2 separate regions of the Homo sapiens genome follow, and region 2 is linked to region 1. A link is a loop called in an ENCODE intact Hi-C map of the cell type or tissue named here. Cell type or tissue: PC-9. All regions are shown on one strand. Each heading gives the region's core, and the rest is flanking DNA. Links, peaks and the distances in the headings are about the cores only. Region 1 holds the start of LOC124909383 (a long non-coding RNA gene). Region 2 has its middle 71 kb from the start of WNT5A.

What was found. Peaks named below come from ENCODE experiments on the same cell type or tissue, not always from the same donor. Only the 100,000 strongest peaks of a DNase experiment are listed, where the experiment ranks them.
Region 2: a loop joins it to region 1, with 6 times the contacts of the local background. A loop is called at or near these places in 2 of 110 quality-filtered maps.

What each region holds. Positions count from the first base shown.
Region 1 is chr3:55,357,366-55,369,759 of GRCh38, reverse strand. LOC124909383 (a long non-coding RNA gene) reads left to right here and starts at 1,616. Exons shown (of 2, transcript XR_007095918.1): 1 at 1,616-2,260; 2 at 9,045-9,317. In PC-9, for the core only: no CTCF peak of the experiment used is centred there; DNase peaks (open chromatin) are centred at 5,119 and 7,369; H3K27ac peaks cover 2,743 bases.
Region 2 is chr3:55,410,293-55,422,686 of GRCh38, reverse strand. No RefSeq gene overlaps it. Among named protein-coding and RNA genes, the nearest start is that of WNT5A, 71 kb to the left of the region's middle. In PC-9, for the core only: no CTCF peak of the experiment used is centred there; a DNase peak (open chromatin) is centred at 6,076; H3K27ac peaks cover 1,784 bases.

The DNA of each region.
Region 1 (12,394 bases), core at 1,886-9,885:
CCTCCCAAATCCTTGAGATTTGTTTTATGTTTTCCTTAAAGGATCCATAAATCCTTTAAGGAGTGAGTGTGACGCGGGCACATAAATCTCTGTCAAGTAGGAGGGCCAGAGGGAGGACAGCTCAGGAATGAAAAAGCCTAAACACACATGGGAAGGATGCCCAGCTCACAGAACCCCTGCCCTCTGGCCACTGAGTGCCAAGGAGGTCCCTTCCCAGTGGGCATCCCCAGGCCCAGGACTCCAGGATCTGCCAGTCTCTGGCCCTGACAGAGGCAGCGTCTCCAGCTGCTACTGAGAAAGAAAATATAGAAAATACAGAAAAAAAAATTCCTATTAGGTGTTGCTGCTGGCTCCCTCATTTGTCAGAATCCTTTAGTACTGACTGTTTTCTAGACATTTATGGAATCGATGCCCAGCAGGGCGGCATTAAGGCAAACTGCGAGGTTGGCATGCCTCCCACCAGCCTCACTCCCCAGCTGCTCGAGGCCAAATTAAGCAGTTTTCACCTTTCCCCTCCCTAAACACTTAAAGCATAAAAAAAAAAATTGAGTTGAACTGGTCTGTATTTAGATATAGCCCTGAACTGCTGACAAATACTGGCTGATAGAAACAAAGTGTGAAGTTCAGAAGTTCAAGAACTTGGGATACAGTTCTAAGAAACTGGCCCCTTTCTGCCTGGGTGACCTGACTTTCTGCATGCATCAGTCCTTCAGGTTAGAATCCAGTGTCACACTGCCAGGGAAGCCCACCTTGACATCTTGTTTAAAAGGTTAAAACTGCATCATCGATGGCTCTTAGCCTGTTCTGTTTTTTCCGGTGACACTCGTCACCTTCCAATACTCTACATAATGGAATTATTGTCATGTTTATTGTTGTTTGCCTATCTCTGTCTCTAGAACGTAAGCTCCATGAGGCAGAGGCTTTATTTTGCCCACTGATATCTTCTAAACAGTGAGACCAGTGCTTGACTCCCAGAGGCACTGAAAAGTATTTTCTGAATATATGAGAAATGAACAAATGAGAAGGAAATGGGCTAATGCTGCTTGCTCATGGGTGTAGTTCAGGATGTAGAGTTGAGGTTTAGCTCTGCTCTCACTTTCCCAAAGGGTTTAGTTGAAGAATTTTAAATAGTCGGAGTTGGCAGATTTAGAAACGATATTTCTGGAAGGTGGAATTTCTAAGCACCGATGACATTCATGTGGCCAGGAGGATGGGGAGGAAATCCCAGCTGTAGATGCCTAGTCAGACTCCAGGCTTATGAGGCCCAATCCACCTCTGTGGATCTGGACATCACCTCTGTGCATTAGATGGTGCCCTCCCCCGCTCCTGGGAGGAGATGGCCTCCCCTGACGGCCTAGTTTCCTCAGCTAGGCCAAGTCGAAGTTGCCAAAGAGAGAGTGTGTGTGTGTGTGTGTGTGTGTGTGTGTGTGTGTGTGTGTGTGTGTGTGGCAGGGGGAGTTCCAGGGTCTTTTCCCAGGACCCACAACTTGGAAGAATTGGAGAAATGTTCCAGAATAGATATTTCTTTAAGTCTTATTCTCGTGGTTTCAGATTGTAGAACATCCAGTTCAGACCAGTTGAAGCCAAAAAAAAAAAAAAAAGGCATTTTTACTTATAACCCTTGAGTCCAGGAATATCTAACTTCAGTTATGACTGGATCCAGGGACTTAAATGATATCACTAGAATTCGCTTCTCCCCATCCCTCTGCTCTGCCTGCTGCCTCGTTGGTTTCATTCCCAGTCTCCTTGGTGTTTGACTGGCTACTCTAAGTTCTCATGATTATGACACGTCCAGAATGAGGGTGAGTTTCCCTACCAGCTCAACAAAAATCCAAGAGCATTGGCTTGGATTGGCCTGACTCATCCCATCCTCGAACCAATCCCGGGGGCTAGGGGAGTGGAGGAAGCCAACTGGTCATGCGCTGTAGCCCCAGACTCGGGTAGGGAGTCAGTGTCACTGGTTGACAATAAGGAAGGGAAGAGAAGTGGTCCTCAAATGAAAATTAGGATGTTATCATAGAAAGGAAGAGTGGATGCTGCAGAGGAAAGATAACAAATGACTATTACAATGGTGTAAAAGGAAACCCATAGAGAAGAAAGATGACAGAATGTCCCCACCTCAAAGGCCAGCTCCAGTTGATTGCTCGTGGCTCTCTGGAATGTCACATTGAGAAAGTGTCTGAGACTAAGCCAAAGAAAAATACAGTGTCATAATGGATTAGAAATGTCTGCCACGTGCTACAAAACTGTTGACTGCTAGGTATTTGTTTTTCCTTTATTTGGGCATTAGCCAGTGGAAATCATTATAAATGAAAATATATAGAAAGTGATGACTGTGCTGTGGTGACTCCTGAGACCTGCAGTGAGTTTATTTGTTAAAGTTCTTGTTGCATTATTATTCACCCACCCAGTCAGGACAAAGCGAGGGGCTCTAATTAACAAGGTAACTTGTCACCCTCAATGTCCCTCTGTGGTGCTGAGGCAAAGTGGCATTTAACCCTGCCTGTGTTCACTGGTGGCATTGCCAAGACTTTCCAGGATGTGGCCCTGATGGAGACTAGCATTTGATCAGTAATCACTTGCTTGTTCTTTTCCTCCCTTGCTTAACAAATATTGATCAAGCCCCAGTTTGTGATAGGCACTGTTCAGGGTACCACAGAAACAGTGGTGGGCCAAACAGATCTGGCCCCTCTCCTGCGAAGCTCTCAGCCCTCTGAGAGCAGCCCTGCTGGCTTATAGCTTCTTATCATGTCTCTTCTTATTCCTGGTTTGTCATTTTCAAAGATTCCATGTTCAGGTACATTCCATTCCAGCCCAGTGAAAATAGCATCAGATCTGTCTGGAAATGTCTCCACTCCTAACGTTGGGAGAGAACATCAGGTGGCTAAGACCAGCCTTTTCTCCCCAGTGTCCTTGAGAACATCAGTTCCAAGAAGATACTCCTCAACAAAGCCACCATTTAGAAGTTAATGGTAATGCTGGCAATTTATAGACACTATCCCATGTAACACTGTCAGCAATCCTAATAGACAAGTACTATTATTAACAACATCATTATGCAAAAAGGTAGCCAAGAATTAGGAAAGTTAAGTGATTTTCTCAAGTGCACACAGGTGACAAACAGCAGAACTGGGATCCAAATCCTAGTTAGGAACTAGGCTTCTAACCACTAGGCATGCCATGCCTAGGTACCACCATGCCATGAGACCTGGGAACAGAGGTGGTATGGTTTAATCACACATGCAGCCCCAATGGGTTTCATGGAAGGAGGAAGAGAGACTTAAGTGCATAGTCATTAATGATTTCATACGCAGTTATGCGTTGCTTAATACATTCTGCCAAATGCATCGATAGGCAATTTCATCATTGTGCAAATGACATAGAGTGTACTTACACAAACCTAGAAGGTATAGCCTACTACACACCTAGGCTATATGGTAGAGCCTATTCCTAGCAAACCTGTATAGAATGTTACTGTACTGAATACTGTAGGCAATTGTAACAGAATGGTAAGTACTTGTGTATCTAAACACAGAAAAATTATAGTGACAATATGATATAAAAGATAAAAAATATTATACCTGTGTATAAAATTTATTATGCATGGAGTTTGCAGGACTGGAAGTTGCTTGGGGTGAGTTAGTGAGTGGTGAGTGAATGTGAAGGCCTAGGACATTACTGTACACTACTGTGACTTTATAAATACTATTAATGTATACTTAGGCTACACTAAATTTATTGAAATATGTTTTTCTTTCTTCAATAAATTAACCTTAGCTTACTGCAACCATTTTACTTTTAATCTTTTTTTAATTTTATGACTCTTGTAACCACATAGTTTAAAACACAAACACATTGTACAGTTATACAAAAATTTTCCTTCTTTATATCCTTAGTTTAAAAGCTTTTTCCTACTTTTAAACATTTTTATATTTTTTACTTTTTAAACCTTTTTGTTAAAAACTATGAAACACACACACACACACACACGCGCGTGCGCACACATTAGCCGAGATCTACACAGGGTCAGGATCATCAAGACATCATTAGGTGATGGGAATTTTTCAGCTCCATTATAATCTTATGGGATCATCATCTTCTATGCGGTCTGTCTTTGATCACAGGCACATGACTGTATTTGTGTCTTCCTTTTCCTGGGATTAAAGTTATCTCATAGGTTATTAAGAGAAGACTATTGTGTATACTGGGTATCTCTAGTCATGAGGCATTAATTTTGCAAATAGCCCTGCAGACAGTCAAAGCATTTTGTAGCTCAAATAATTGATTGAGCATTAATGAATTGTGGATTTTTAAGTGTCTAGTGAGATTTCTATTTGCTTTAAGAGGATAGGACCCAAGCCCTGGCTTCATTTTTATGCCTCTCATCCTTCCTATATGGGATGCAATACCCCATGGATATAACCGTGCATGTATCCCAAGGACTTCTAGGACAGTCCTAATTTCCTCTACATTTCTTATTTTCAATAAAGAGAATTCTGGATGAGTTGAACTGAATGGGACTTAATTTTTACATCTTTGTAAGAATTTTTGTAAAAATTCCCAGACCAGAAAAATTCACTTTGCCGTTTTCTACTCTGCTTGAAGAAATACGTGTGTGTTTGTGTGTGTGTGTCTGTGTCTGTGTGCAAAAGTGTGTCTATATATTCATAGGATCTTTTTGGATAGAGCTAGGTTTTCAAATGTTTAGCAGAATATTAGGAGGTTTTTTTCTGTAATTCCTCAGGTAGGTGTTCTGCCAAGTGGACTGTTGTGTGTCCATGGTATTAGGGTTGTGGTTATTTCCTAAGTAAGTTTTACAATATCTTCCCAGAGCTTCCCATCCAAGTGGAACATCCATGTTTCTCAAAGAGAGAGCAGCTTCACCTGAAGGTGGCTCAGCTCTTGCCAAAGGGCCAGTACTGCCCATAAGAAGTCAACCCAGTGGGTCCACCTCACAGGCATTTAGGAATTTGGGGATGAAATTTAAATTTTGTAAGTTTCATATTTCAGAACCAAAAGAATGTAAAAGTCATGTAGGAAAGAGATTCTCCAGTTCCCTCCCTGACCAGGAATGTCTGGCAAAGTAGATTTTGTGATTCTGGAGGGGCTGCTTGTAAATGTTTCCTCATAGCAGAGCTGAAGATCATTATCTTGACATATAGTCATGCGTTCTGAAAGAGGATAAGCTTTTTCTTCTGGGTGAGGTCTGTGTTTTTCATACCTCTGAGGCCTTGGTGTCGTGACAAGAGAGGCCATCCAATGGTGAAATTTTTGGAGAAGTGGGTCATCGTGAATGTAGGTGCCAAGCGATCAATTTCCTCCTGGCTTTATGGGATGGAGCAATGGCTGGAGAGAGTCTAGGAAGGATCTCTTAATTGGAGTCTTGTCCTCAATCCTCCTACACATACTGCATGGAATGGAATAAAAGGGGTAAGATTCTATATCAAGTTATAAAAACTCAAGTCAAATTGAACTAAGCAAATGAGGTTTATAACCGCAAGTTATAAAAGTAACAAAAGCTCAAGGGTAGTATTGCTTCAGAAAACATATTTGAATGGAGACATTATGAAACTGTACCTCTGTAATTCCTGGCTCTGCTTTTCTTTGTGTTGTCTTCATTCTCAGGAAAGCTCTCCCTATGTGGAAGTAAGATGGCCATCAACAGCTTCAGGCCTCATTCTACCAACTCAGCAACCCCAATAGAAAGATAAATCCTTTTTCTCCAGTAGTACCCTCAAAAATCTCAAGGCTCACTCTTTTAATTTGACTTGGGTCTTCTTTATACCCGTGGAAGTGAGGGATGGAGTCAGCCTTATTTAATCCACATGGCCTGAGAGGAAGGGAACAATGATTTCCTAATCAAAACCTTAGGTTTCTGTGTCTGGAAGAAGAAGGAATGAGTGGATGACATTTAAATCAAATTAATTGAAAAATACTTTATGCACAATGACTATTGCCTTCCTGGAAAAGCAAAGAAGACTTTGAAAATCTTTCAACTTTATTGTTTTATTTCTGTGCTTTCATTCATTGATTTATTTAGCAATGCTATTGAATGCCCACCATTTAGAAGCACTGTGCTAAAAATCCAATGGTGGACAAGAAAAATATAATGCTTGTCTTTATGAATGTCCCAACCTTGCAGGGAAGCTGGTGTATAGGCCAAGTTATAATCAGTATGTAACGTGCTGAGTGGGGAAGCATAAGGTGCTAGGAAAGCACATAAGATGGAAACCCGTCTCCATCTTGAAGGGATGAAGTTTGAGCAGGAAATAGCCAAGTTCCACAGGGGCTGTGGCATAGAGGGAGGATCAGAAAGGAGAAAAGCATTTCAGAGGAAATAGAAGGTGCAAAAGCCTGGGAGCCAGGGAATAGGAGAATTGTATGTTTAGGGAACTGAAAGAAACTCACTTATGTTCAGAGACTCAAGACTTCCCTTTCTTTCTAGGGGAGCATAGAGTCAATGGTAGATGGCACAAGCAGGAGAAAGACTAGAAATTGGTAGAACTCCTCAGTCTGTTGACTTATCTTGCTACACTGTAGACTTAGACCTCACCTTGTTAACAGTGGAACCAGATACAGTAGACCCAAACTCAAATTAGGCACCTTATATCTATAGATATGTCATGGCACAGAGGGGAAAAAATATTTTGTTGTATTTTATTGTGTGAAAATGTCCCTAATAAGAGAACTGAGGATACAAGGTAGTATATCTTGGTGATGAGATTCAGTGTTGATTTTTAAATTTTTATTTCCATTTATTATCCACATTTTCCATGGATGAGCAGATATTAAAAGGGGGAAAAACCAAAATAAAAACTCTAGCAGTTAATCACCAAATGTTTATTCAATCATGAGGAAGGACCCTTCAAGAAGACAAGCGCAGAGCCCCTCAGCCTCCAGGAACTTGTTATCTGGCTTACTGGAGAGCATTTGTGATTTACAAATGCACTGTGGAGGAAGGAGCTCTTAACCACTGATAGGAAACCAGGAGCAGCTGGGTCTGGAGGGAGTTTTCTCTATAGCAACTGCCTTTTGAGTAAGTTCTTAGATGGGAAGAGGGCATTCCCTGGGAGACTGGAATGAAAGCAGTAAGGAAGAGAATTCTCCAGAATTCTCTTTCCTGCTTATGTCTCCATGAGATTGTTCCTATTTCTTACTGAACTGCGCTATAGTAGATACAAAAAAGTCAGAGGAAATAGGCCCAACCAGGAGCTAGGGAGTTCAAATGTTCATCTTTTCTAGCCAGGGAGGCCTCACATGACCATCATGAAAATGCAAAGGGAAATCAACAAACATAAACTAGAACTGCAAGGATAAGTGTCACACCTAGAACAGAGCCACAACAAAGGAATATCTTATGCTTACGTGGAGTCACCCTTCAGGAATGAGAAAAATAATCTTCTGATTCATATGTACAAAATGCCAAAGGCTTTACAATGAGACAACAAGATGACAGGAAAATTTTAAGCAACCCCAAGATTTGAAAATCAAAACTGGTAAAATATTATATCATCTGGGGTAAATATTTGCATTACAGAACAATCCTTTATCCCCAGGTAAATTTGCCCTTGGTGAAACAGTAGAGTGTCTTCTTATAGATCAGTAGACTTCAAGGTTGGAGCTAATGGGGGCACACAAAGTAAAGCTAAAGCATTAGGAGAAATAGAAATAATCCAAGTTTATGAGAAAAAAATGCATCCTTTAGTCAATGAGTAAGAAAGCAGAGTTTCACTTACTAGAATCGTTTGCATATATTTTTTAAAAATCTTCCTGAGAGCTTACAACTTTTACAATCATAATATAAAAGCTAAATATTTCTTCAGTTGAAGGAAAAAAATGAGTTGAGTTTTCCAGCTGCAATCTGCTCAGCTAGTCAAGGATAGTAAGAGAAAGGATTGATAAAAGTACAAATCAGCAGTGTTATCTTTCAGGCCTAGGAAGCTACCAGTGGCTGGTTTGGTGGTTGCATTTATAGATGATCTATGTGTAGCAGCATCAGAAAAGGGACAGGTTGTCGTTCCCTTCACCACTCCTGCCTTGGGTGAGTATCATGTAAAAAGAACACATTTGAAAGCAGGACCTGGGAACACTTGGGAGATGAGATTGATTCATTTCACAATTTTGAAATAGTCACCAGCTACCCAAATATATGATACTGAAGATTTTTTTTTTTTTAAGCTGGAAGAATTGATTCCTGGATGTTGGCTAGCTCTTCCTTTGTGGTATTCGAGGTCACTAGCCAATGCAGTGTAAGAGTGTGATTGATTGCAATGCTATCATATATTATAATAATAAAAGACGTGTTACTGATACCATAAGAGCTATTTTTATCTTGTTCTTCCCTTATTTTTCATCTGTATCAGTGTGGTTTATGTAAACCTGACACATTTGTATATGTGAAACAGATGCAGAATAAAGCACAGTTGTGTCTGCTCAAAACATATTTTTTAAATCATAGACGTGATTTATGAAAACGTTCTTTGCATATAAGATTTTTCTTTCTCAAAATGCACAATAATTATATATCTACATTTATTTTTTTCTGGTACTTAAGAGGGCTAGGAAAAAAAATGAAATTTTTAAGTTGCTTTGCCTGATCTGTCTTCATTAGCTGTAAGAAAAATAGCATGCGACTTTTCTGCAGATGCAGATTAGATGTCTAGAGCTGCTCTTGCTATTCAAATACATGCTAAGGAAATAGTCCTTTCCACTGCATGGAGCCACACCCCCCTAAAACGCCCTCCGCTACCCAGGTCCAGGTGCTGCTTCCTCTGCCATCTCACAGTGAATGGCAGAAAGAAAATGAGGATCTTTCCCGTCCTTCCCCACAACTCAGTAACTCATGAAGTAAGTTTGCATGAGAGAGGTTAAGGAATCCATGTGCTCCTTATCTCTGCAAATGGCCATTATCCATCAGATTTCTCAGACCTAAAACTCAGGAGTCTTCTTCACCCTCATGTCTGATCGATGACCATGGGTTGAGAGATTTTATTTCCTTAATGTTTTCATAATCTACCTACTTCTCTCTGTCTCTGCCACTACAGACTACAAAACCCTGGACCAAACCATCACCAGCTGTCTCCTGGACATAGAACAGTTTTCAACTACTGTCCCCAAATCTATTCTTGCCCTCCTGGACCCTCTACTGTGCTGCAGCTAGTATGATCAGAAAAGACAGGGAAGAGTTACCAGTCCCCAGGAAAAGCTGTGGCTGTAGGAAAGGGCTCTCTGCCAGGAGCCCCTGAGTGGAATCAATGAAGGAGTAGGCCTGCAGTAGAATGAATGAATGAATGAATGAATAAAGAATAAATACCGCAGCCTGTCTGTCCTCTCCTTGTTTCCATGTCCTCTGGCACCTTCCATTGACTAAACCCAACTCAAATGTAGACAGCAGGAAGGCCCAGGGAATGAACTTTATAGAGGTCGGCCTCCTGGGATAGAGAGAAGGATGGAGAAGGGCAGAGAGTGGATCTGGTGGGGGCACACAGAACAGATGATAAACCATGCATAGCTCCTCTGCTCGAAACCCTTCTGATGGTACCCCACTGCGCTGAGGTTTAATGCCTACTGTCCTATCTCAAATAGAAGTCAATGTGTTAGAATTAAAGAAAAAAAGAATTGTAGTTTTCTTACTTTTCCTAGCTACAGTAAGAAGCTGATGGCTAATGAGATGCTGCCAAACCTTTTAGAAGAGTCTCAGAGGTTAGCACATTGTTCAAATGGATGTTGTTATATTGTTATTTAAAGAGCTTCTAGATGGTCTCCGCTGTCTTGTTCCTGTAGCTGCTTTCTCTTAACATCCCGACATCTCCTCTATCTTGGTTGGTGCAAATGTGAATGCCACCCCAGTCCCATAAGAATGATCCTGAGTCTGAATTTGTTTCCATCAGTAGAGTTGAGCTTGTCACTGGGTTTCATGCGAAGATGTATCAGTCGGTTCTCCTCAACACAGTTAACAGTTTGTTCTAACATACCTTCTTACCCCTTGTAAAGAGGTGGATATTTGCAAGATTAGTTTTAAATTGGCATGTGCATTTACCATGCGAAGACTGATAGCACTTCAAAAGCACTTTTAAAGAAAATTATGATCTCTGCTTCTATCATCTATTTATGCCACAGCTTTGTTCTAAAAATATTACAGGAAAGCGGAAAGCGGTCCCAATCCAGACCCCAAGAGAGGGTTCCTGGATCTCACACACGAAAGAATTCAGGGCAAGTCCATAGTGCAAAGCAAAAGCAAGTTTACTAAGAAAGTAAAGGAACAAAAGAATGGCTACTCCATAGACAGAGCAGCCCTGAGGGCTGCTGGTTGCTCATTTTTACGGTTATTTCTTGATTGTTTGCTAAACGAGGGGTGGATTATTCATGCCTCCCCTTTTTAGACTATATGGGGTAACTTCCTGATGTTGCCATGGCATTTGTAAACTGTCATGGCGCTGGTGGGAGTGTAGCAGTGAGAATGACCGGAGGTCACTCCCGTCGCCATCTTGGTTTTGGTGGGTTTTAGCAGGCTTCTTTACTGCAACCTGTTTTATCAGCAAGGTCTTTATGACCTGTATCTTGTGCCGACCTCCTATCTCATCCTGTGATTTAGAATGCCTTAACCATCTGGGAATGCAACCCAGTAGGTTTCAGCCTTATTTTACCCAGCTCCTATTCAAGATGCAGTTGCCCAGGTTTACACACCTCTGACAAAAAGACTTGAGATCGTCTTTTCTTTTTCTCTTTCTTGCCCTTCTTTCCTGCTTGCCCTTCTTCTCTTTCTTTTTCCTTCTTTCTTTTCTTCTATGTTCTCATTTATCTCCATCTTCTAGACCTTTTCACCTTTTCCTAAGAAGAGTGCCTTATCTTCCTTTTAAATTATTATTTTTTAAAGTATAGTGATGTACAATGTAAAACAATTACAGCCCTTGGAATTAACTCCTATTAACACAGCATGTATGGTTCTAGTCTTTTTCTACAAGAGGAATTTATAAGAGAACCCTTTCTGTCCCATTTAACAAAGAGCCCAATGTACTTATATATATGCCTTTACAATTATAGAGATTATATATGAATTCACTACCCTAAAACAAAATTAAAGCATTGCATTCAAAGCTGAAGGCTCCTTTGATTTCTACCCCCATTTTCACCAACCTTCCACATGACCCCAGGCCAGTGCTATGAGATTATACCCATGTTCCTATAAGGGTATTTAACAATGTAAACTTTTTTCTGTTTCCTCCCACATCCTGTCATTTGATCATTGCAGTAATTCCTTGTAGTTATTAGGAGCAAAGAGGTGTGTTAACCCCATTTTACAGGTGAGAGGCTGAGGCTCGTGGATGTTCTGGAAGTGTTCATATGCTGTGCTCACATCTGCTTAGTGGCATCACGAGCCCTTTCCTTAGGCTTCGTTGCAATCATGAAGATGGATTTGTAAAGAAACCCATCCCCTAAGGATCTCCAGATTTGTCTTCTCCCTTTTCCTCCTCTCCTTCCTGTAACTGGCCCATTTGGAGAAGAGCCTTTGTTTGCCTTCTTGCTTTGCTGACCCTCTCTGCTGCTCCTGCATGGCTTCCCTGTTAATGGAAGGGCTGGCATCCCTGCACCTTGGTCATGCCCAATTCATTTTAGTGGACTGGGTCAGCCAAGCCAAAATTTACTCAGGCCCAAAGCCACTGGGCAGGGTCTTTTACAACATCCACAGCAGCAGCCAATGAGGAGGCTTGTGTAGTTCAAGTTCATTGCCTTTTGGGATTGATGCCCAAGGCCTTTGGGACGGGTCCATTGCATTCCTTTGTAAGGTACAGTGACCACCTCTTGGGCAGCTTGGGAGTCCCATGGATTCCAATAAGGCCAGCTGGTGTCATTTCATTGGCACTTAAGGTTGGAAGCCACCCCTGGGCTTTTCACAGGATTTGGAACCTTCACCCTGCAGCTCAGAGTCCTCATTAAGCAGCCAACTCCACATGGCTCTTTAGAGGAGAGAGGCTGTAAAATACATGCGGGGAGGATTCCGGAGAAATTTGTTTAGGTGTTACCTTCCTTTGTAGCCTTTCAAAATTCATCTTAGAATTGTAACCAACTGAGGACACGTAGGCTGGTCTAAAACATGTCATCTAAACCAGCAAGCCCCAATGTTTTTGACACCAGGGACTGGTTTCATGGAAGACAAATTTTTCCACAGACTGGGGGGTGTGGAGGGTATGATTTAGGGATGAAACTGTTCCACCTCAGATCATCAGGCATTAGATTCTCATAAAGAATGTGCAACCTAGATCCCTCACATGCGCAGCTCATGATAGGGTTTGCACTCCTATGAGAATCTAATGCTACCGCCGATCTGACAGGAGGCAGAGCTCAGGTGGTGAGGCTCGCTCACTCCCGCTCACCTCCTGCTGTGTGGCAGGCC
Region 2 (12,394 bases), core at 1,910-9,909, 53 kb before region 1:
CCTGGACTTAGCCAAGGGATTGCAGATGATACATAGTAATGGATATTAGATCACATTTTGAGAAAGCAATTTCCTTTTCTATCCTATTTTCATTATATATCAAGACACAATATCAGCTTGCTGGTAAATCTTAAGCACTTCTTGAACACTTCCTTATTTCTCTTTTAAGCAAGAGAGATCAGGCCTTGGGCCCAGAGCTGCAGCAGGCCAATAGGATCTTGCAAGAATGGAATACGTGGTTTTGAATTCACTAATACATTTTTTCCTAAAGCATATTTATTTGTTAACTCACATTTATTTTTTAAGATTCATATTAGTGGAGTATACCAAATGACTATAACATTTGATTCAAATAATTCACCAAAAGCATTAGGATGATTGCAAATATTCTTTTGTGTTTGATTTTTAAAAAACTTATTTATTGAAGTATACATTGAGACTGAAAAGTACATAGAAGTATATGACTTGATGATTTTTCAGAAAGCAAACATATGTGTAACTATCACTCAGGTCAAGACATAAAGTATTAAAGTATTTCAGAAGTCCCCTTCTCTGTAACTAATGTCTCTCCACCTCCCTGTTCCCAAAAAAGAACACCATTATTCTAACTTCTGACACCTTAAATAGGCTTTGCCAGTTTTGAAATTTATGTAAATAAAACCATTTAGTATGAATTCTTTTGTGTCGACTTCTTGTGGACTAGCTTATACTTGAGTTTCATCTGTGTTGTTTATATGACGTTCTTTTTCACTGCTGTATATTATTCCATTGTATTAACATATCACAATTTACCCATTCTCTGGTGGGTAGACGGTGTTTCTAGTTTTTGCTTAGCAGTTATATGTGACTACAAACATTCTTATACAGATCTTTGAGTATATACATCTGTGTATTTTTGTGAGGTACACAGTGTTTAGCCATTCTTGTAGGTGTGTCATTATATCTCATTGTGATTTTGATTTGGATTTTCCTGGTGATTAATGGAATAAAGTGTCCCTTTTTTCTGTTTATTGGTCATTTAGATATCCTCTTTTTGAAATACCTGATAAAGCCTTTTGCTATTTTTCTATTAGGTTGTCAGTCTTTTAAAAAAAAATTCACTTGTTACAAGTTCTTTATATATGCTAAATTCTGGTTCTATGTCAGTTAATTTTGCTATAAATACTTTCAACTTCATGGCTTGCTTTTTGGTATTACTGTGGTCCAATTTGTCATTTGTTTTCTTTGTGGGGAGTTCTTTATGTTTCTAGGTTTGTTTCTGGGCTTTCAAAAATGTTGTTCTGTTGGTCTGCTATCTCACCTTGAACTAATACTACATTACCCTAATCACTACTAGTGTTGAACATATTTTCATGTACATTATTACCCATTTGCACGTCTTCTTTGGAGCAATGACTATTCAAATTATTTGCCAATTTTTTGGTTCGTTTTTCTTTTTATTGTTATAAGAGTTCTTTTATCTGGATACTAGGTCCTTATCAGATATATAATTTGCAAATGTTTTCCCCAATTCTGTGGGTTGTCTTTTCATTTTCCTGATAACATCCTTTGATGCACAAAAGGTTTTATTTTTGAAGTCCAACTTAATCTGTTTTTCCTTTTCTTGTTTATGTTTTTGGTGTCATATTTAAGAATTATGCCTGTGTTTCTTTCTAGGGGCTTCATAGTTCTAGCATTTAGATCTTTGATCCATTATGAGTTAATTTTTATATAAGGTGTCAGGTACATATCCAAATTCATTCCTTCACATATGGATAGTCAGTTGTCCCCGCACCATTAGTTGAAAGACTTGCTGAAAATCAACTGATCATAGGTATATGGGTTTATTTCCGGACTCTCAGTTTTATCCCATTGGTCTATATGTCTATCCTTATGCAAGTACCATGCTGTTTTAATTCATGTAGCTTTGTAATAAGCTTTGAAATTGGGACATGTGAGTTTTCCAGTTTTGTTCTTTTTGAAGACTGTTTTGACTATTCAGGGTCCCTTGCATTTCCATATAACTTCTAGGATCAACATGTCCATTTCTGCAAGAAAGGTAGTTGGAATTTTTATAAGAATTACATTTAATCTATAGATCAACCTGGGGAGTATGGTAATCTTAACAGTATTGAATCCTTCAGTCCATAAACCTAGATGTCTTCACATTTATTTTGATCTTCTTTTAGAAATGTTTGGTAGTGTTTTGTGTAAAAGTTTTGTACTTCTTGGATACATTTGTTTAATTATTTTTATACCATTATAAATGGAATTGTTTGTGTAATTTAATTTTTTCCGTGCCGGATTTCTAAGCTACAAAGTTGTAGGATAATACATTTGTGTTTTTTTGTGCCATGAAGTTTGTGATAATTTGTTACAGCAGCAAGAAAAAATGAATACACTCCGTATGATTTCAATTCTTTGATATTTGCTTTGATATGGCCCAACAAAGGGTCAATTTTAGTAAATGTTCCACGTGTAGTTGAAAAAACATGTATAGTTGTCAAGTGTGGGCCAAGTTTGTGTGTGTGTGTATGTGTAAATGGTGTTTGTTATTTATGTTGTTCATATCTTCAATATCTTTATTGAGTTTTTCTCTGTGTATTATATCATTTACTGAAAAAGTATGACAAAATCTCCCACTGTGATTGTAGGTTTGAGTATTATACCTTTTATTAATATTTCTATCAATGTTTGTTTTGTATATTTTTGAGTTTTATTAGGCATATACTTTTAGAATTATTGAATCTTCCTAAAGAATTAACTCTCTCAGTGTTATCAAAAGTCCCTGTCTAACTCTAGTTATGCTTCCTACCTTAAAGTCTGCTTGGCATATTATTCTTTAGCTATACTTGCTTTCTTTTGATCAATGTGTCCATGGTATATGGTTTTTTACTTTTTTTTTTTTTGTGAGACAGAGTCTTGCTCTGTTGCCCAGGCTGGAGTACAGTGGTGTGATCAGCTCACTGCAACCTCTGCCTCCAGGGTTCAAGCGATTCTCGTGCCTCAGCCACCCAAGTAGCTGGGACTACAACTGCACACCACCATGCTCAGCTAATTTTTGTTTTTTTCAGTAGAGACAGGGTTTCATCATGTTGTCCAGGCTAGTCTCAAACTCCTGACCTCAAGTGGTTCGCCTGCTTCGGCCTCCCAAAGTGCTGGGATTACAGGCATGAACCACCATGCCCAGCCTAAGATGCGTCATTTCCAAACAGCATATAGTTTTTTTAAAAAATAATTCAGTTGGACATCTTGTCTTTGAATTAGTATTTAGTAGTTAAGTCTACTATCTCACAATTTTCTTCTATTTTAACTTTCTTTTGTGACTTCCTTTGAATTAATTTATTCCCTTTTTTCCTTTTCCTAGCTTGCTAGAAAACATTCTTTTTTGTTCTACTTTTAGTGGTTATGCTAGCAATTAAACATGCATTCTTATCTTATTAGAGTATGATGATGGTCCTCTTACTACTTTGTGAACAACATAAGGCCCTCAGGATACTTTAACTCCAAATTCTCGTGTGATTGTTGCACCTATTTTTACATATATTTCACATGGCACAAGAAGTTGTTGTTTTGTGCAGCCAATATTTATTTAATTTTACCCAAATATTTGCACTTTCTACCATCTTTATTCTTGACTGCATTTCCATGCTTCCATTGGGCCTAATTTTTCTTCTGCTCCAAGAATTCTCTTTAATATTTCTCAAAGAGCATGTCTGTTGGATATTAATTATCTCAGTTTTTGTTTAAAAATGCTTTTATTTTACATACATTTTTGAAAAATGTTTTCACTGAGTATAGAGTTCTAAGTTGACAATCATTTGCTTTCAGCACGTTGAATATGTCATTTTGTTGTTTCTTGGCTTCCATCATTTTTGTTTAAACCTCAGCTTCCATCATTACTTTTATTCTTTTGAAGATAATATGTTTCTTTTCTTTGGCTGCTTTTGTGATATATTTGTCTTTGTTTTTTAAGTAGCTTGACTATGATGTGCCTCGTTGTGGTTTTCTTTATCCTATTTGAGGTTGTAAAGATTTTTGAATCTTTAGCTTGATGTCTTTGCTTAGTTGTGAAAAAGCATTTCAGTGAATACCTATTCAAGTATTGCATCTCCTCAATTCTTTTTTCTCTTTCAGGATCTCAAACTGCATACATGTTAAGACTTTTCACCAAGTCCCACGTCTCTCTTATGCTCTTTTGTGCATTTTCTACAATATTTTCGTCTTCATGCTCAATCTTCTGCTGACCTATATTCCAGTTTACAGATCTTCTTTTCTGCATTGTCTAATCTGCCATAAACCCAACTGTTGAGTTCTAATTTTTCAGTTATTGCATATTCATTTCTAGAATTTCAATTTCTTGTTTTATAAAAATACCAGTTCTCATGAAATTCTCCATCATGTCATCTACTTTCTTAAACTTATTAATCATGGATATTTTCAAGTTTGCCTCTAGTAATTCCAATATCTGGATCACATATGGGTCTGGGTTTTTTTCTTCTTGGTTTTTGGTTATTTGGTTATGTCCCTTGGCATGCTTGGTAATTTTTGATAAATGCTGAACAAATGTATGACAAATTATAGAGCCCATTTGAAGCTCTGGATTCTGTTATCTTCTTCCAGAGAAAATTAAATTTACTTGGCTACTGTTATGTGTTTTGATACTGGTAGGTCACTTTGTTTCATCTTGGTTTGAGCTTGCTTAAAATAAGGTTTTAATCTTTGTAAGAGTTGAGCTACTTCTGCCTCACCCTCACTTCTAATGTGTAGCCCATTCATGATCTCAGCTGGAAGTTTGAAGTCTATACCAGGCCTCCCCCAACTCACGCCCCTTGGTGGACCTAAAGCCTCAATTTTAGTTATCATCAGACTCTTGACTTTTGAGCTTCTGGATTCTATGAGGTTTTACAAATCAGCAAACGCCTAGAGAAAAAGTGCTGTGAAACACTAGATTTATCTCAGTGTGCTTTACTTCTCTCTTGGCTCTTAGTTGCGTTAGTATTCCCTGAATGTCTTCCATCAGAGGTTTTCTCATTTTTTATTTTTCTATTTTATGTATTTTATCTAGCTTTTAAAGTTGTTCTTGGCAAAGGGGTTAGTCTAAAGCAAACTAGTTGCCATGAATAAAAGCAGGAGTCCATTGTACTTATTTTTGTCATTACCTTCTACTTTAAGACCAGTGATTCCAGCTTTCCTTTTATATTAATGAGGTAGTTTCCTTTCTAAGTAAATATATTCATTATGAGATGTACAAGTTCTAGCAAATACAACAAATAGTGTAATAAATACTCACTTCCTTACACAGAGTATGTACCCATGTTCAAATAAAGAAAAGTTGACTTAAAGGAAAATAGTAAATAGCAATACAGATGGTACTTGGAGATGGTAAAAAAAAAAATGGTGACAGTGGGGTTCAAACAACTTGTTTTACATGTAGAGAAATAGAAGCTCACAAAGTTATTTGTCTTGCCTAAGGTTACACCGAATATGCATGGTAGAGCTGGATTCAAATCTCTTGGTTCCCAATGCATTACTTTACCTGCTCTAACACATAACTCTGCTCCTAACGGCTCTTCTTCCGCCCTGACTGGCTCTTAAATAGATTTAATTTCTGTAGTTTATTTTCCATTTTGGCCTAAATTCTTCCGTATGCATCCTAAGCCTATTTTTGTAATTGTCTTTTCATTATTAGGTTGTAAAAAAAAAATAAAATTTATAGGCCTAACCCATGAGTAAGTGTGTGTGTGTGTGTGTGTGTGTGTGAGTGTGTGTGTGTGTGATGTCAAATTCCCATCAGATTTTCCTAGCAGTTTCTATATAATGTTTGAACCCATGAGATTCTGCATGATTGATCCTTCTAAATGCTTAGCTCCTTTTAAAACTGAACGCAAAAGAATGACTAGTTCTGTGGAATTTATTGTTACTAAATCTCCTCTCCATTTGCTTAATTGTATTATTTGCCTGGGGGATGCTGTTTAAATGTCGAGCCAAGTCAGCTAAATGAAACATGATCCTGGTGCAAGAAAATAATGATGTGTCTCTTTTGTTAAACAGCAGCCTCCCCCCTCATCTCCAGATGCCTAGAACCACACCCTCATTTTTTTTGGAGGCAAGCAAGGGTGGTGCCCAGCTTGGTCTTGGCTGGTAAGGGCATCAGCCAGGAAGCGAGCAGACCAATGCAGCCTGAACTGGAGCTGGGAGCTGGGGGCAGAGCAGATGCTCAGGCCACTGTGACTGACTGACTCAGACAGGAAGCTCAAGCCATCCCTCTAGTCCTGGACTTAGGCCATGTCTCAACCCCTGCTGAACTGAGCAGCTGAAAACTGAGGCTATAGATTAACCATTTAGCTGGGAAAATGACCAAGGTTGAAGGGAACTTCAAGGGAATCATCTGCTTCCTTCTTATCTTGAAAGGTCATGGGGACTTAGTATTTACAATTTCTAGATTAGTGTTTTTTCAGTCATATCATTACATAACCCTCCATAAACTGGTATCTTTTTCATCTCTTTGACCTTCCCTTTTAGGGTCCTCTGAGGTAAAATGAGAGCATGGGATGCAGCAAAGACCACTCTAGGAATATTTACCAAGTGCCCATTGTGTGCCAGGCACTAGTCTAGGCTCTCGGAGGTAGCAATGAACAAAACAACCAGACTCTCCTTTGTGGAGATGGGGAGGGAAGGGGAGGACAAGAATAGATAAATGAGTAAAATGCATGGATGGCAGTGTGAGTGGAAAGTATTATGGGAAAAAATTAAAATAAGGGAAGGAGACAGGGAGGGCTGGGTGGAACAAGGCTGCTGTGTTAAACAGGGTGGTCACCTTCTTTGAGAAGGTGAAGGGATGAGCCTTGTGGCTGGGGCTTTAGGGATCTTTCATAAGTGCCTTTTGAACCAGTAGCCTTGAGCATTATTGAGTATTAGAATTGTGGTGGCATGCAGTTTCCCAGGCCCCACTCCCAGGGATTCTGATTCCTTTGGTGCAGCCCAGCGCCGGGCAATTTGCTTTTCTAGAAGTCTTATGTGGTGGCCCAAGGCCAACTTTCTTTTTTGATACTGCTTTAAACTTTCTGTACTTTGAAAGCCTGAAACAGAATTATTCCAAGGACGAGGCAATTGTCACATTCCTCATGACAGGGAAATACAGAGAAAGAATTTTCCCATAGACTGCCATCTTGTTGGTGAATACAGTCCTCCATGCATGAAGGAGAGAAATGAGCAATTATTGAGTGCCTGCTGTGTGCTGAGTGCATTCTGCATTTGCTGTTTTGTTGGTCCTCCCAACACTGCCTGGGACTGTGTCCTATAAGCATAGTTAGGCCCAGAGAAGCCAGGCGACCCCCGGCTTTGAAGGGGTAGTCTCGATATTCAGTGCTCATTCCACTTCATGTGAGATTTTGACATGGAGAAGTGAGTGTGCAGGTCTGCTTGGTCTCCTCCCCTAGGCCATCTTTACCAATCTGAGCCCAGTCTTTGCCAAGACTGGCTCCACCCAGCAAGCTGGACTTTCAGTGAAGATTTTTCTCAGGAAAAATGTCTGCTGATTCCTGAGTGCCAGGCATTTGAAAGACTGCTGACTTTCTGAATTAAAGGGGACCTCAGAGATCATGTAGCTACCCACAAGCAGGAAAAACATGTTGTGTCTGCCACCATTCCTTCCCCTTCTCTTGGTACCCCTGGGAAGCAGTAATCAATGGTGGCATCCTTTCTTGAAGAACCCAAAGGCAAACTCAGAGCCGTCTTCAATCCGATGCTTGAGTTAACAGCTGCTGATTTATCAAATGTGGCTTCTAAAGAAGAAACCTATTTTCCATCCATTATCTGAACAGTTCCTTCTTTGACACATCAGGAAGCTAGGGCTCAATAGGGTCAGTTTATTAAAGACACACAGCTAGTTAGTAGGAGGGCTAGATCTCATCCCAGATAATTGCCTTTTTTTTTTTTTTTTTTTTTTTTTGGAGCTACTTTTTTTTTTTTGTTAGGAATCTCACTACTCAAACCCAGGTATGTAAGACATTGGCTATAAACAACTATCAACCGTGATCAGTTTCTGAATCAAGCCATTTTTGCCTTGTGGCAACAACACATCATCAGCTTCTCCCCTGGGAGCTGTGCCAAATTCTGGAAGGCAGCAGAGGGCGAAGGCATGGGTAGTGCCATGGGGTCCTTTCTTGATCATGTCCCAGTGCTACCACCTATCCTCTGGTCTTTAATTATCATCCTTCTGCTGGCATGCTGGTATCTGTCCCTCATCTCATCTGTTCATAAGTCCTGGGTCCTCAGCGCTTGCTGCTAAGTCATCTCCTCTTACCATTTGCAAGTTCCTTTTACATGCAGTTCTCTCTCCTTTAGCTACTGGCCATGTCCCTGCTACTCTCTAAGGATGTGGGATCTTGTCACTATTTTTGTGTCCTGGGATGGAGGGTGTTCTGTGAAGTTGTCTTAGGCTTGGTTTACCCAGCTCGCTAAAAAGTCACTTTTCTCTGGGGTCCTATTGTTTTTCTGGGCCTCCACACAGAATCTGGGGCCTAGGACTCATCTCTTCTTAGGCCCTGCACGTCAGCCATCAACCATACTCAGTTTCTGAATCAAGGGGTCTGAGGTTTCTTCTCACTATGCTGGCACTCAGCCTGGGATGGGCAGGAAAAAGGGTGCTGGGCCTGCTTTGTAATGATGCATCGCTACCCACGTATCCATATATCCACATTCAGGTCTGCCATCCACCCTTGCCATCCACCTGCTGAGGCCTTGGTAGCTGCTAATGTGATCCATCACCTCTTCTCCCACATCTATCGTTACACAGGAATCCTTTCCTCTTTCATCTCCCCACACTGAAGAGAACTAAAGATGTCATTTTTTAGACTTCAAAAGACAGGAAGAGATTCTTGTTCCTTTCGCTGTTGACTTATCTTGTCCTGATGCAGTGAACTCAGGGTGGCCTTACTTGGATGGAGAGAAGGCCAAGAGAATAATGAGGAGGAAAGGAAAAAAAATAGAAAGTATTTCAAAACCTTATCCTATCACATCAAGTGGCCTTAGAAGTCGAGATTTCAGAATTTGCCTATTAACTTTCACTTTGGGCATGGTAAACTACGGCCGTGGGCCAAGTCCGTCCTGATGCCTGTTTTTATAAGTGCACAGGAAGAACAGCTTTTATATTCGGAATCCTTATTGATTGAGAAGTAACCATATAATATCCTCCATTTGCCTCTTACCCATAAAGCGTAACATACTTACTCTCCAGCCTTTAAGAAAAAGTTTGCTGACGCTGGTTTAGTGCACTGGTAGAAAGGGCCTATGTTTGCTCAGCTATCTGAGGCTCAGATATCTGCTATCTGAGGAAGGGATTCCTGGTTTTACTTTGATTATCTGTATTCAAACTCTTTAGAATAAAATATCACTGCCTGCCCTGCCCCTCACCAGCTGGTCTCAGTTCCATGTCTTAAAAAAGTTGGTGTCGGAGACTCTTCCTCAAAAAACCCCCCTTTGGCACTATTGTTGTCTTTAGTGATCCCAGGGAGCAAACGTTGCCTCTTTTGGGAGCTGCTTTCAACTCACAGTGACATGTGGAAAATCTACTATGGATATGAAGTTTCCTGCCTGGGAGCTTGCATTTTGGCATTGTCCCATAGAATACATTGGGAGACAAATGCGATTCTCACAATTCGGTTCTCCCGACAGGAAAATATGTCACTTGAGTCAGTGAGTAATATATGTGGCTATACATTTTTAATAAAATGAGCAAATTGTTTTTGAGTTTTTGGAAGACTTAATTCTTCATTTGCTAGTTCATTTTGAAACCATTACGGTTCTGTGTTTTATTCCATACAAAGATGTGAAATTAACCGTCATATTTTCTGCTGTGGTCTGAAAGTTGAACAAGTTAATGTTTCACCCAAATTAGCTTCTTTCCCTTCACATTTGCTGTATCATTAACCTTCCCTATTTGAGCCTGCAATAAAAATTACATCATGATCAAATTCAAGGAAAGGTTTTGTGTAAGCCATGCCTAATGCAGATATTTATTACTGGGCTTGAGGGGCAGGAGTCAGATTTATTTGGATAATTTGTTCACAATTTATGCTGTGACTATTTTAGACTCTTGAACACACAAACGCATGTTCTCGTGTCAACCCATTTCCATAGTGATAGGCACATCAACTACACCCCAAGAGTTGAGTTTTGCTGACATCTGTAAACTGAGATAGTTCAGCAAATCTTTTTGGCATGGCCAATCTTTGTTGTAAACTGGAAAAATTCATCTTCTTAATTTTGGTTAAGGCCCTGGCCATGCCAATTAATTTTTTTTTATTGGATAACTAGTAGTCATAATAATAATGGAAATTATCCTTTATCTTTGGTCAAACTTTTACATATATTATCACTCTTGGTCTTTGGACACCCCTGTGGACTATATGTAAACAATATCTGTATTTAAAGAAGGGAATACCAAGGCCCAGAGAGGGGCAGTGAATAGGTGGAGGATGGAGCTAGTGAGTGGTGAGTGCTCCTGTCTTCTAGCTTTAACCCTCTCCACACCACTCAGCTATTTTAGATCATGCTATCTCTCTTTGTTTGGTGGTCAACATTTGAGAATGGGGTCCAGACAACTTCCAGCTGTGGTTTGGCAGCCTGAGTGTGTTCAAGGTGCCTGGGAGTAGAGTGTTTATATAGAATGGACTTAAGCATCTTTGGTTCTAAATTTAGAAGCAATTTTACTTTTTTTGAGGTTTTGGTCAAACCACTCCAGGCAAAATAGGACTTCTTTGTTCAAAGGAAATAGACTTTAAAAAGTCTTGTAAAATAGACCCATAATGCATTGGGGGATTCAAATAGTCTGGCCCGAAATGTTTTCATAAATTAAATGTAAGTGGATTAGAAACAGACGGATTGTCTTTCCATGAAATACACCCAGACTGGAACCAGGAGGAGAAGCATTTAGAAAATTGTTTAGGGTTTCTGTGGACTCCAGCAATCACACATCTTGGCCCTACTTCTCTTTCTGATAACAGAATGGAGATGAAATTTGGTCTTATTCCCAAGTCTTTTTATTTGAATCTTTCCAGTCTGTTTCTCTGAATGTGGCTGTGTTTAACCCTTGCCATATTGAATAATCCCTGACTTGGCTGGGTGGCCATTTAATGAGGCATGATGGGGTGAAGGTGTTTGACTTGATCGTGATGTTATCTTTGCCATTCCAACTTAGAGGATGTACCTGTAATATCAATAACAAGGCAGTGATGTGGAGGTTTTGGTGGGTTGTAAGTACAGTGACTGAGAGAGTGGAATTTAAAGTCATATGGATTAGGTGAATCCCAACCCTCCCACTCACCTATGATACATACAGAAACTATGTAATCTTCTTCGACCTCAATTTCTTCAGCTGCAAGATAAGGATAATCATAGAGTCTTCTTATTATTACTAAATGGGACAATCTGTGTCAAATGTGTACTTAGTTGGGTGTATAGCACATAGTAGGTACCCAATAATTATTTGGTATCTTTATTATGGTCAATGTCGGTTGTTTGTACTTTCTTGCCTCCATGGCCATTTCTTTTACGAATAGCACTGAATTTTCCTTTGGGGAGCTCCCCTTCCCTTATCACATGTAGTCATGGTGAGACTGGAGTCATTAATGCAGTTATTATTAATAAGATGACCTTCCCTCAGCAGTGAAGGGCACGGGCAGGTGATCCTAGGTAGACCAATAAATTGTCTCCCTGGCATTTGACATAGATTCAAGAAACTCAGGATTAAGAGTGGCTGACGTCTTAAGTGATTTCTGTTGCCTGGATCCTTAAGCTGCCCTAGTGGTTGACCTTTCTGAGGTTGGTCAACCTTTCCTTGGATTCTGTGGGCTTCCATGTATGTATGTATGTATGTATATGTATATATATATATATATATATATATATATATATATATATATATATAAAATATTTACATATATAGTGTACTTTTAAAGTTAAGCAGTGACATTAATACCCAAGGTCTATATTAATTGTTTTTGAACAAACATTCCTAACCAATCAATTTCATCGTCATCATTATTACATGCCTCAAATGTAAAACACAATTAGAGGGGAAAAAAAGAAAAACATAAAAGGTAACAAAAATCAGCTGTAATCCTTACACATGTAGACCTCCCCACTTAACATTTTTATAAATGTACTTCTTGGTTTCTCCACATATGTGAAGATTGTGTTTTTGTAGACTTTTTGTGGAATGATATTTTAAGTGAACATGCAGAAACATTTGAAGATGATGCCAGCGAGGACAGTATATGGGAAAGTCTTTAGGGCCACTATGGGGAGTTATCTGTGGATGTTTTGTGTGGCCTGGCAACAGAATTGCTATAGTAGACACTGCTGTAGGAACTGAATCTCAGACCTGTGAGCATGGCTCCCATGGTGGCCA